Linked DNA regions of Homo sapiens: region 2 is linked to region 1. The links are chromatin loops, found by intact Hi-C in ENCODE. Cell type or tissue: natural killer cell. All regions are shown on one strand. Links, peaks and the distances in the headings refer to the core of each region. The heading gives the core; the rest is flanking DNA. Region 1 has its middle 22 kb from the start of SMIM2-AS1. Region 2 has its middle 19 kb from the start of SERP2.

Region 1 (2,923 bases), core at 133-2,632:
ATAATTCTTCGCCGTGAAGCTCCGTCCTGTCGATGTAGGATGTTTAGTAGTATCCCTGGCCTCTACTGCTTCTAGATGCCAGTAGCACTCCTTTCCAGCAGTTACAATGACCAAATGTCCCCTGAGGGGTAAAGCCATCGTTAAGAACCATTGGTCAAAAGGTAAAAGGATCACGGGAGGGGTTGGATGTCCTGCTACTTCTTTCTTCCTTTGCACTAAACAATGAAGGCTGTTTCCCAAGTGAATTTCTTTTCCTTCCCTTCCTAGATCGCAATCCTCTCTTCCTGAAGTCTTATTTTTGTTCCTTTCCTTTCTTGGTATCTTTACTTTCCCTATTTCCCTGGACATACCACTTAACCCTACAAAAATTATCAACCCCCAAATACACTCTTTATCTTGTCAATTTTACAGCCTCCATCTGCACAAGAATATCAAGACTTTTCTCCTTTATCCTGTTTCTGCACCTCTGCTGAGTGGAGGAGTGAGTGCATTTCTCAGTGTTTATGGACTCGAGGGTGGGATGAGGACAGAGGAAGGGATCCAGCCATTTCTCACAACCTCCACTCTTACCGAGCAGGTCAGCACCAGCTTTATGTCTTGCCTGAATCACTTGCTCTAAATGCCCATCAGTCTCTCTGCTTCTACCCTTGCTGTCCACCATCTGTCATCAGCCCAGAAGCTAGCGCTGACCCTTCCTAAACATGAATCAGATCATGCCACTCCTCTGCTCAAAAGCCTGCAAAGGCTCCTCCTTTTACTCAGAATCAAATCCAACATTCTTACAATGGCCATAAGGCCCTGTATGATCTGGCCCTTACGTTTGCTTCTGCAATACCTCAGCTGCTATAGCTGTGCCCTCCTTGCTCGCTCTGCTTCAGCCACACAGAACTCCCTGTGGTTCCTTGACACAGTCTGTGTGCTGCTTAGATCCTGTGCCCTGGTTCTTCCCTCTTCCTGGACTACCCTTGCCTCAGACAGCCATCCAAATAGCCACCTCCCTCACCTCCCTCGGGTCTCTGCTCATGGGGGCAGATCCCTCATGAATGTCTTGGTGCTGTCCTTGCGTTTATGAGTGAGTTCTCACTCTTAGTTTACATGAGAGCTGGTTGTTTGAAAGAATGTGGCACCCCTTCCTCTCTCTCTTGCTTCCCTCTCTGGCCATGTGACATGTCTCTTCCCCCTTCTCCTTCTGCGATGAGTAAAAGCTTCCTGAGTCGTCACTGGAAGCTGAGCAGATGCTGGTCCCATGCTTGCACAGCCTGCAGAACCATGAGCCAAATAAACATCTTTTCTTTATAAATTACCCAGTCTTAGGTATTCCTTTACAGCAATGCAAAATGTACTAACACCCTGGGTATTGTGCAAAATTCACCAGAGAATGGAGGGGGCAAATTTCCACTGAGCATCAGTTTTAACTGATTAGGAAGGCTCATTTAAATGTCATCATAGAAATAAAAAACAGACTTGGGTCCTATGGAAAATTAGTCACAAAGACTGTTCTACTTCATATTTCTTTTTCAAAGAGACACTTTTTTTGTGGCATCAAAGGTCCTTCTTAATCTGGCTACTTTATTACTGCAGTTTCCTCTCTCATGACATTCTACCGCAAAACTTACGTTCCTGCTGTAGTGCTTTCTCAGGTCATGCCGCAGGATAGAGACTGAATGTCATGTGTTGAAATCTGTTGCCTTATGTGCTGGTATTTGGAGGCATCCTAATGTGATGACTTTAGAAGGTTTTTAGGTCATAAGCGCTCCTCACAGGATTAGTAGCTTTAACAAGAGATCCCAGAAATCCCTGTTTCTTCTGCCATGTGAAGACACAGTGAAAAAAGGACTATCTATGAAACAGGAAGTGGACCCTCACCACTGAAACTGTTGGTGGCTTGATCTGGGACTTCCCAGTTTCTAGAACTATAAGAAATAAATTTCTGCTGTTTATAAGCCACACTGTCTGTGGCATTTTGTTATGGAAACCCAAAAGGACTAAGAAACCATGCTTTATCTCACTTCTAAATCTCTACTCATAACATCCTTTTGGACTGAAATTCCTATTGCCCTTTCTTCTCTAACTCTGCTTGGGGAATGTCTGCTCATTCTGGAACCCAACCTTCAGATAATCCATGAGGGCTTTCCTAAAACATTTTCACTCTTCATGCCTCAAGGAGAATTTACCACTGTCTCTGTATTAATTTGCTAGGGTTGCCATAACAAAGTACCACAAACCGCATGGCTTATGTAACAGAAATGGATTGTCTCATAGTTCTGGAGGCTCGAGCTCTAAAATCAAGGTGTCAGCAAGGTCAGTTCTTTCTGAGGGCTGTAAAAGAATGATTTGATTCAAGGTTCTCTCTTTGGTTTGCAAATGGCCTTCTTCCTATGTCTCTTCACATCTCCTCTCTCTGTGTGTGTCTATGTCCAAATTTCTCCTGGTTATGAGGGCACCAGTCCTATTAGATTAGGGCCCACCCCAGTGACTTCGTTTTAACTCTGTAAGATTATCTCTCTAAAGATCCTATCTCCAAATAAGGTCACATTCTGTTGTACTGGGGGTTAGGACTTCAACTCATGGATTTTGGGGGAAATAATTCCACCCATAGCATAAAATAAATATTTTATTTATTTTCCTCTATTTGTACTGTAATAATTTTTTGAACTAGAGTATTTGTTTCTGCCTGACATCTTCCACTAGTGCGAACCACATTTGATTTTTCTTTATTCCTGACCCAGTATAATTCCTAGCACAAGAGGCTGATTGCTAAACTCAGTTGGTCAGTTTTCTTTGTTTTGTTTTTTATTTTTGAGGCAGAGTCTGATTCTCTGTCACCCAGGCTGGAGTGCAGTGGCACCATCTCGACTCACTGCAACCTCCATCTCCCGATTCAAGTGATTCCCGTGCCGCAGCCTCCTGAGTAGCTGGGACT
Region 2 (2,923 bases), core at 195-2,694, 270 kb after region 1:
ACCTTGGCTGCGCCATCTTAGCTCCTCGTAACTCTGGTGCAGGCAGCTTCCTTCCCAATCAGGGTGTACATCGCCTGTCTTCTGGTAAGGACCTGAGCAAGTATTGGGTCCAGCCCAATTCTGGGGTCAGTTATTCTGTGAAAGTCAAATGTAACTTGAGGTTTTGAAAGGAGGGAAGTAGGCTGGGCGCGGTGGCTCACGCCTGTAATCCCAGCACTTTGATCACGAGGTCAGGAGATCGAGACCATCCTGGCAAACACAGTGAAACCCGGTCTCTACTAAAAATACAAAAAAATTAGCCGGACATGGTGGCGGACACCTGTAGTCCCAGCTACTCGGGAGGCTGAGGCAGGAGAATGGCATGAACCCAGGAGGCAGAACTTACAGTGAGCCGAGATTGCGTCACTGCACTCCAGCCTGGGCGACAGAGCGATACTCTGTCTCAAAAAAAAAGGGAGGAAAGTCTAGCTAGCATGTAGAACATTGCCAGCTGTATTTTAAGAAAGTTTTCTAAGTTCTCTAATCTTAAAATACAGTCAGAGAAAGAGTAAAACTTCCTGATAAGTCAATATACAATAAATCCCAACATGGTGTGATAGAGTTAGGAATCAGACAGACCTGGACTTAAATTCCAGGATCATTATTTCCTTGTTTTGAATCATTTGGCAGAGAAACATATTTGCATCTCAGTCTCCTTCACCATAAAATACGGAAAGGAATCTCTTCCTCATGGCTCTGTTGTGGGAACTTCACAAATGAATAAGGTCTGTCCTTATTCATTCCTCAGGCAAAATAGACACCTATAATCCTGACCATATTTCATTACTTCTAAGTCACACAGTTTCTTCCATTTAAGAATCTCTGAAATCAGGGTCTACTTATAATCTATAGTATCTTAAAATTATAATTGGTGGAATTTTTTCTTATTTCTTACCACGAACAACACAAAAATATGTCTTATAATTAGTGAGGTTTCAATTCTGCTAAATATAGTAGTTCTGACTTTCCTCTTTCATATAGTAGGTATGTGTAAATCTAGATTAATCAGTAATGTTATTAGGCTGTTATCTAATCTGTATCGCCAACCCTGAGAAAAGCGCTCATAAGAACTTACCTCATTTTAATCAGTCATACCAGCCTTCCTAGAGAAAAAAAAATAAACGGGGTTCCCTCCACAGTGGAAGCTTTGGCCCTAGACAGGATGTATCCTTAAAATCAATCATCATAACTTCAACATGTTTTATGGTTCTCCTGAAAGACTGAAGGTAGGCAAGATAGGCATATCTGAAGAAAGCATTAAGTACACAATAAAGCTGTAAACAAGCCCCAAGCTCATCTTCAGATCTAGTCTGTTAATAAGCAACAGAAGTATTAGCTAAGCATTTTTGGGAAATGAGGAACAATTTGGATAACTTTTGAAACATAAAAAATGTAACAGGAAAATAAAAGTTCCAGAAAATGTATATAATAAGAACACATTATGCTTTATATTTTTCAAAGATTTTTTCATCTGTTTTATTTGATAGATTATCACAAAAATTTCATGAATTAAAAGAATAAATATTATTCTCTTTTTACACATCAGACAAATTAGGCATGGAAGTAAGTGGTTTATTAAGATCACATAGCTAGTAGAAATAGGAGTAGAACCCAGATGTTCAAATTCTCATTCTTTTTTTGTTTGTTTGTTTTGTTTTGTTTTGTTTTGCTCTAACAGCAACCAAGGAAAAAAAACACAAAGATTTTATCTGTGTCCTCTTATGGGCTTGCATGCCAAATATTTTATTTATCTTGCTTTTCTGATCACGCTTTCAACCTATCTCATAAGCAACAGCCCTGAATTTCTCTTTTTCTTTCCTTCCAATGTATAGACCCATAAAATCATTCCTTTAAAAAAATCTGACAATCTGCTGTGACAGTAAAAGCCAATGTATTCACTTTTGTCATATCCCAGCCTGGCAATTTGCCTGTATCTTCTGGCATATTCTAATGAAATTACTGCTCAACTTACAGTGTACTTCCTTACAGCCCTGAGTGAATTCCCCTGCCCCATTAATCTGTATTTTCATCTATCCAAGATGTCAACTTGATATCTTATTTTCCATTTTGCCTAACTCGCTAGTAACACAATCTGTGAAACAACACATCCAATGGAAATTGCTCTGAGAAAATGTGATCATAAACGTGTCAAGTTAAGCATGTGCTAGGGTTTTTTTTTTTAATACAGTTCAGATAGTATTAGGATATATGTAATCAAAAACACAAATGTGTTTTTATTTTCAAACCAAGAGAGATTCCCAGAACTCTTTAAAGTAGTGGTTTATATCTTTAGCAAACTAGTTGTGGCCCATTGCTAGTCATTTATCCATTATTTTCTTATGCAGAAATGACATGAGAGGATTAATTTGTATCCTGTGGAACCTCCAGCCAAAACAGTTGGTCAATAATAATTGCTACTTTCACCAAGTGTTATGCATTACTTGAGGAGATTAAGTATTATTAAACTGGTGTTACAAGTGATGAAGTTGAGATTTAGAGAAGTCAAGTAATTGTCTTAAGTCACCTAGCTAATAAGTAGAAAGTCAGGATTTGAACTCAAAACCTACACCCTTAACCACTCTGATATGAGTTTAATTTGATCTGAACTTCTATCTTTAAAACAGGGATTGAAGGCCGGGTGCCGTGGCTCACTCTTGTAATCCCAGCACTTTGGGAGGCCAAGGCAGGTGGATCACGAGGTCAGGAGATGGAGACCATCCTGGCTAGCACAGTGAAACCCCGTCTCTACTAAAAACACAAAAAATTAGCCAGGCGTGGTGGCGGGCGCCTATAGTCCCAGCTGCTCAGAAGGCTGAGGCAGGAGAATGGTGTGAACCCGGGAGGTGGAGCTTGCAGTGAGCCAAGATCACACCACTGCACTCCA

Evidence for each region. Peaks named below come from ENCODE experiments on the same cell type or tissue, not always from the same donor. Only the 100,000 strongest peaks of a DNase experiment are listed, where the experiment ranks them.
Region 2: it touches region 1 in a loop (2.1-fold over the local background); 1 of 110 quality-filtered maps calls a loop at or near these places.

Annotation. Positions count from the first base shown.
Region 1 is chr13:44,087,440-44,090,362 of GRCh38, forward strand. No RefSeq gene overlaps it. Among named protein-coding and RNA genes, the nearest start is that of SMIM2-AS1, 22 kb to the right of the region's middle. In natural killer cell, for the core only: no CTCF peak of the experiment used is centred there; a DNase peak (open chromatin) is centred at 1,632; H3K27ac peaks cover 531 bases.
Region 2 is chr13:44,353,832-44,356,754 of GRCh38, forward strand. No RefSeq gene overlaps it. Among named protein-coding and RNA genes, the nearest start is that of SERP2, 19 kb to the right of the region's middle. In natural killer cell, for the core only: no CTCF peak of the experiment used is centred there; no DNase peak of the experiment used is centred there.